Regions from separate parts of the Homo sapiens genome. Here region 2 is linked to region 1. Evidence: read pairs that join two places in POLR2A ChIA-PET (ENCODE). Cell type or tissue: Caco-2. All regions are shown on one strand. Each heading gives the region's core, and the rest is flanking DNA. Links, peaks and the distances in the headings are about the cores only. Region 1 has its middle 36 kb from the start of LINC03099. Region 2 has its middle 53 kb from the start of BCOR.

Region 1 (2,899 bases), core at 105-2,604:
TCCCTGGTGACTACCATACCAACCCCAAACTGCCCACCTCTGGACTTCATTTTATCAGACATTAAACCTCAGATTTGGCTGGGTGTGGTGGCTCACGCCTGTATTCCCAGCACTTTGGGAGGCCGAGGCGGGTGGATTGCTTGAGGTCAGGAGTTCGAGACCAGCCTGGTCAACATGGTGAAACCCCGTGTCTACTAAAAATAATAATAATTAAAAAAATTAGCTAGGCATGGTAGCGCATGCCTGTAGTCCCAGCTACTCGAGAGGCTGAGGCAGGAGAATCGCTTGAACCTGGGAGGTGGAGGTTGCAGTGAGCCGAGACTGCGCCACTGCACTCCAGCCTGGGTGACAGAGCAAGACTCCTTCTCAAAAAAACAAAACAAAACAAAACAAAACAAAACCCCCCTCAGATTTGTGTAAGCCTCTGTAGTTAGGTCTCTGTTATTAGCACCTGAACTCAAGTGCTAATTCATTTCCATGCCAGTCCTCAATGCCCATGTCTCCTCAGGGCTGGTCCAGAGTCAGGGATGCAGATGGAAAAGGAAGCTTCATTTGGTGAGCACCTTCCATGGGCTCGATGTGTTTTGTCAGCTAATCCTGAAAACCATTCTGGCCATCAGTGTTGCTCTCCTCAGTTTGACAGGTGAGAAAACTGGTCTGAGAGGTTACATGGCTTGACAGTGGGGAGGAAGGAGCAACCTGCTCCACCACAACTGAGGTCCCCTTCGTGTCCCTGGAGGAGTGCCCTGGGTGACCCTCTGAGGCTGGGCATTGTTGGCTTGGACTGATCCTCATTGGCACCCAAGTGGACTTCTGTCTGTCCAGAAAATTAGGGGAGATGAGTGTCAGAAAAGAGCCTTTATAAATCTCCTGTCTTTCCTCATTCTTACTCATGAGAGAAAACTCCAGAAAACTTCAATGAGGATAGGGGCCAGAGGGTAGGGAGGAGCTGTGAGGCAGGCAGGCAGGCAGTCTTCTGCCCTTTGTGCTCAGAGAATCACAAATCCCTCGGCAGAGGAGGAGGAGGAAGGGACCCATCTCTGAGGCAGGGGCCTCTGAGGGGCCTGAGAAGGTGTTCAGGCTTTGAAGGCTTGGAGGCTGCGGTGTCCTCGGCCTGGAACACTTGTTCCCCGTGAAACCTGAAAGTCCACCTTCTCCCTGACCTCTAAGGGCAGCTGCAGCAGGAAGATAATTTTCTGGGGCAGATTTATTATCTCAAAGGTCACTAGTAAGCACCGGTGAGCCCAGCTCCTGGAAGACAGGTCCTCCCGCCGCTCTGCCTGACTCACTTCCATTTCTAGTACATTTTGAGGAGAGGGAGAATTTTCCAGAAGCCCGAATTCTTCCTTTAGATCTCCCTGAGTTCCACATTTCCAGCTTTCCTGTTCAGGGGCCAGGGCCTCTCTTTCCTCCCCCTCTCCATCTGCCCAGGAACTTGCAGAGGTGAAGCCCAGCCCCGACACCCCTGCAGAGCGCAGCCCTGACACCCCTGCAGAGCGCAGCCCCGAGCAGGAGAGAGGAGCAATGGATTTCTCAGCACTGGAGAAAGAGCGAGGCAGACGCAGGGCAGGAGCACAGGCTGGAGGCTCAGAGGACCTCCTCAGGGCCCTGGCTGCCTCTAACAGCCTCTCCCTGTCCCTGACTCCCCTCGGAAAATGTGACCGGCCAGGCCCTCCGGACAAGCCCCCGACGCGCCTCCCCCTTCACAGGCTCTCAGGCGGAGGAGATGGAAAGCAGACCCTCCCGAATGTTTAACTTCAGCGGAGATGATAATAACTTTCCCATGGACGCAACTGTATCCTTTCCCTGTGTTCCTTCGGGGATCCCGAAACTCCATACGGTTCTCATTTGCAGCTCGTTCCTGAGGAGGCCTCATTTCCTCGCCACACACCCCTGATGTGGTCAGGGTCTCCCTCCCACAGCCCGGGCGGGGGCGGGGCGCGGGTGGGGGAGGGAGCTTCCCTGAGCTTTTCTCTAACGCCTGCCCCCACCCCACTTTGCCAGCCCTGGCCTCCCCGATCCCTCCCTTAGCCTCTGCCCTTTCCCTACCACGGCCCCCAGCTCCAACACCTCAGGCCTTTCAGCTCCTGCTCTCCACGGCCAGGGACCGCGGTCAGGGCTGGGGCTGTTCCCTAGGCAGAAGTGTCCTTTCTAGAATTTTCTAGCACCCAGCCCGATGGGCATGTGGAATGACTCCAGGGGTCACCATTAGCATTGTATCCTATGTGAATGGCGCCTCCTGGAGTTATAAGACGAATGGTTCCCCTGCTAGGTCCTAAAAGGAGAGTCGCTTCCCAGCCCCTTTCCAGCCAGGAAAAGACCCCAGCGGCTTTTTCCCACACCTCAACCCCCTCTTGCCAGCCAGCTCTGCTCCTTAAGCTACTCCCACCGCACCCCTCTCATAACTTTGATTTGCAGGAAGCCAAGAGGAGTCCGAAGAGGAAAGAAAAAACAGGAGACTCTCACTTTGCCTAGCACTTTGGTTTGGTTGATATTAACACTTTCACATTTACTGTACCTTTCAAGCTTCAAAACACCCCTGTCGGGGGCTTTGGGGAGGAGGTTTGTTATCACATTTGACAAAAGAAATGAGCAAGCAGAGACCCAGAGAGCATTAGAGGAAGAGCCTGGGTCCATTAGGTCCTGTTTCTGCCCCTCCATTTCAGAGGTCAGGAGGCAGGAAAGGAGGAAACGGAAGGTGAAGTCTCCTGCTCCAGCATATGTCAGCTGTGTAACCGCGCATGAGTCACGTAACCGCTCCGTGCCTCGGTCTCTTCATCTGTAAAATGGGCACGATGATAGCATAGCTCTGGGTTAATAAAGGGGAAGTATTAAGAACAGTGCCAGGCATGAAGTAAATGCTATTACTGTTCTTGCTGCTGATATTATGAGATGTGAA
Region 2 (2,899 bases), core at 256-2,755, 150 kb before region 1:
GGCGGCACAGTGCGATCCTGCTTCGGGAACACAACCAGCTCTTCTAAAAAGACAGGAACGGCAAGTTCAGCCAAGCTGAGCCCAGCGCCAGGGGAAGTGAGGAGTAGTGGATGCATCTCAGCTTCCTGATATGCTTAACTGCGCCATTCCCAGGTCAAGCTAAAGGGAAGCCAAAGGAATGGTGTGCCCCTAGGCTCTACTAGCTTTGAGATGGGAGGGTGGGGAGGTACGGTTTGTTTCCAAGCAGGGTACCAGCCAGGTGCGCGGAGTTGCTTTTTTTCCTTGTTATTTGCACTTAGGTTTGGTTCGAGTCTGAGTCTTACATGCAGGCTCTCAACTCTTCCCACCATGATGGCTCCTTCCTGGGCCTCATGACATCCATCACCATAGGCCCCATGGGGAGCTCTTGGCATAAGCTTTCAGAGAGATGGAACAGGAATCCCAATGGCTCCGAATATGCTTTGCACAGTAAAAGAAATGTGAATGCATGATACCAGGCTCTGAGCTGCAATCTTCTGAGGCACTCTGAGCCTTCAGAACAGAAATCCTCAGGCCGTGTGACCCGCCTAAAGGCCTGGTGATGGCTGAGTGGTGACAGAGGAAAGGGGACGAGAAGGAGACTGGGACATCGAAGCATTCCTGCTCCAGAGCCAGAATCCAGATTGTCCGTTAAACAGCCAGGAGAAGAGCAAGCTCCCAGGATGCATAATTATCTTTTCAGGCCTGAAGAGGAACATGTATTACTCTCTTCTTTATCAAAACATAGAAATATACCTTACCCTAAACAGAAACAAGGTTCTCACAGACTGATGGGGTAGGAGTGAAGGAGAATAAACATCTTTGAGAGGATTCAGTTTTTTTCCACTACGGAAAGGGAAGAGAAACTGACAGTGGGAAACACACTTAGGTTATCTGATTGGAAAGGCCTGGGGGATTTTAGATGCCAAAAACTGTGTGAACTTGACCTAGTGAAATGTCATCTTAGACACCAAATTATAATAATAATTTTATGGATTCATTTTTATCATAGTTTAAATCAATAAGGATTGAGTTGGAAATCTTGCTCTAGTTATAAATAGATGGAGAGAACACCTCAGGAAAACTCCAAAGTAGTAATTTGGGTAAAAGTTAGAAGCGGAGGAAAGAGGTGGAAAATGACAGTTAATGAGCCTGTGGCCTCCACTCTTTGTTACCTAACAGTTGTCAGAGAACCATCAAAGGGAGGGAACAGGCGCCCTTCTCAGAACCATCACAGGAAAAGCAGACATTCTCTGGCTGCTGCAGATCCCCCCGGTGGTGGTTCCTACACCCAGCCTCCTGGGAGTTTGCCTATGTGTATTTATGTGTTTCCGGGCTGGGGAGTGTAGCTACTTTCACAAGATTGGGCCCTGAGCCTGTGAAACCCACTAGCGAAAGTTCTACCACGAGGAAAAGCCATTCTAAGGCAATGCTGGAGACCAGGAACTGCTCTGCCATCATCAACAATATCTTCATGATTCCTGCACTAGCAAACTGCTTCACATCTTCCCACCTCAACCATGGGGCCGAGCTCTGGGCCTCTTACAGATCCATACAGGCGGGACCTTTTGCAGCTAGCACAGATGTGTGGTTAAGGCATGAGACAGCTGGCCAAGGGGAAAGGAGGCTAAGGCTGGGGATGGCTGGGAAGGACCAAGGCCCAGGAGGGCCTCCTGGTACAAGCATAGAACTGACCCAGCATGGGGGAGTTGTACCTCCAGAACCCACTAAGGGTGGCACTTCCCCCCTGGACCCACCAGGTACTCCAAACCAAGAGGAAAAGCATCCTTGTGGCATGTGGGTGGATTAGGCCCAAGGCGCAGGTGAGCTCTGCTGCAGAAGGAACCTACACACCAAGTCCCAAATGCCCAAGTGCTGACAGGGATTGGGGCAAGCAGGAGGGAGGGGGGATCTTTCTGCCTCCCATCACCTCACCCTTCTGTAATGTTTTCCTGGAATGAACAGAAGTCGCCAGCAGAGTTGTTCCTGGAGCCCCTCCCTCCGGGACTGTCACTACCTCCTGGTGTAAGACAGGGAGGACCATGGCCTTCTGCCGGGAGGATCCTCTGGCTAGTACCCGAGCCTTGGATTCTGGCACGAAGCCTCACAGTTCCGATAAGGCTTTACCTCCCTTCCCACGTCTCGAAGAAAAACACCCCCTGGAACTGCTGGGGTGAACTCGGAGCCTGAGGCCAGGGTCAGCGGGGGGACGGGTCCCCACCACCACCAAGTTGCCGGCAGAGGTAACAGCTGTGGAAGGGGGAGGGGAGCGACAGGCAGCCACGACTGAACGGTTGCGATCTAGAAAATTCAACAAGAGGCCGCAGCGGTGGCGGCGGCGGCGGCTCCAATTAGCTGAGCCAACTGGGGAGGCAGAGAGCGAGACGGCGGCCCCGCCGATCGTGTCCCGGGCGAGCAGGCAGGCGGGGGCGCGGGGCCTCGAGCTGCCCCGGCGGCCCTCGCTCGGCCCCTCCCGTGGGTTCTCGGAGCGCGCCTGGTGTTTACACACTGTCCTTTCGACGTGAGATCAAGTTTCAGGCCGCGCTGGAGGCGCCAGGGGCCGGCCACAGGCCCAGGAGAGGGGAAGAGGTGGAGCGGGATCTAAGGCAGCGCTGCGCCGACGAGAAGGCCTGGCGCTCGTGGGCACAGCTAGTGCAGCGGTCCCCACGGGGTGGGGTGGAGAGAAGTTCACTGGGCACGGTGGGTAGGGGTTGGTGGGGTTGCAGGGGGGTATCCGGAGAGAGAAACACCTCCAAGTCACTAGAGTATTTGTCTTTCGCTCACTCGGGCCGGGGAATTTAGTCCTGCAAGGGGACAGGCGGCGGCGGGGATATGCTCAGAACCCAGGCGCTTCGACAGCCCTGAGCGCCCCTTGTGCGCT

Evidence for each region. Peaks named below come from ENCODE experiments on the same cell type or tissue, not always from the same donor. Only the 100,000 strongest peaks of a DNase experiment are listed, where the experiment ranks them.
Region 2: POLR2A ChIA-PET joins it to region 1 with 12 read pairs; 2 of 35 experiments call an interaction of 5 or more read pairs at or near these places.

What each region holds. Positions count from the first base shown.
Region 1 is chrX:40,297,173-40,300,071 of GRCh38, forward strand. No RefSeq gene overlaps it. Among named protein-coding and RNA genes, the nearest start is that of LINC03099, 36 kb to the left of the region's middle. In Caco-2, for the core only: a CTCF peak has its summit at 2,236; DNase peaks (open chromatin) are centred at 1,099 and 2,089; H3K4me3 peaks cover 308 bases.
Region 2 is chrX:40,149,379-40,152,277 of GRCh38, forward strand. It overlaps a transcript of BCOR not described here. Among named protein-coding and RNA genes, the nearest start is that of BCOR, 53 kb to the left of the region's middle. In Caco-2, for the core only: no CTCF peak of the experiment used is centred there; no DNase peak of the experiment used is centred there.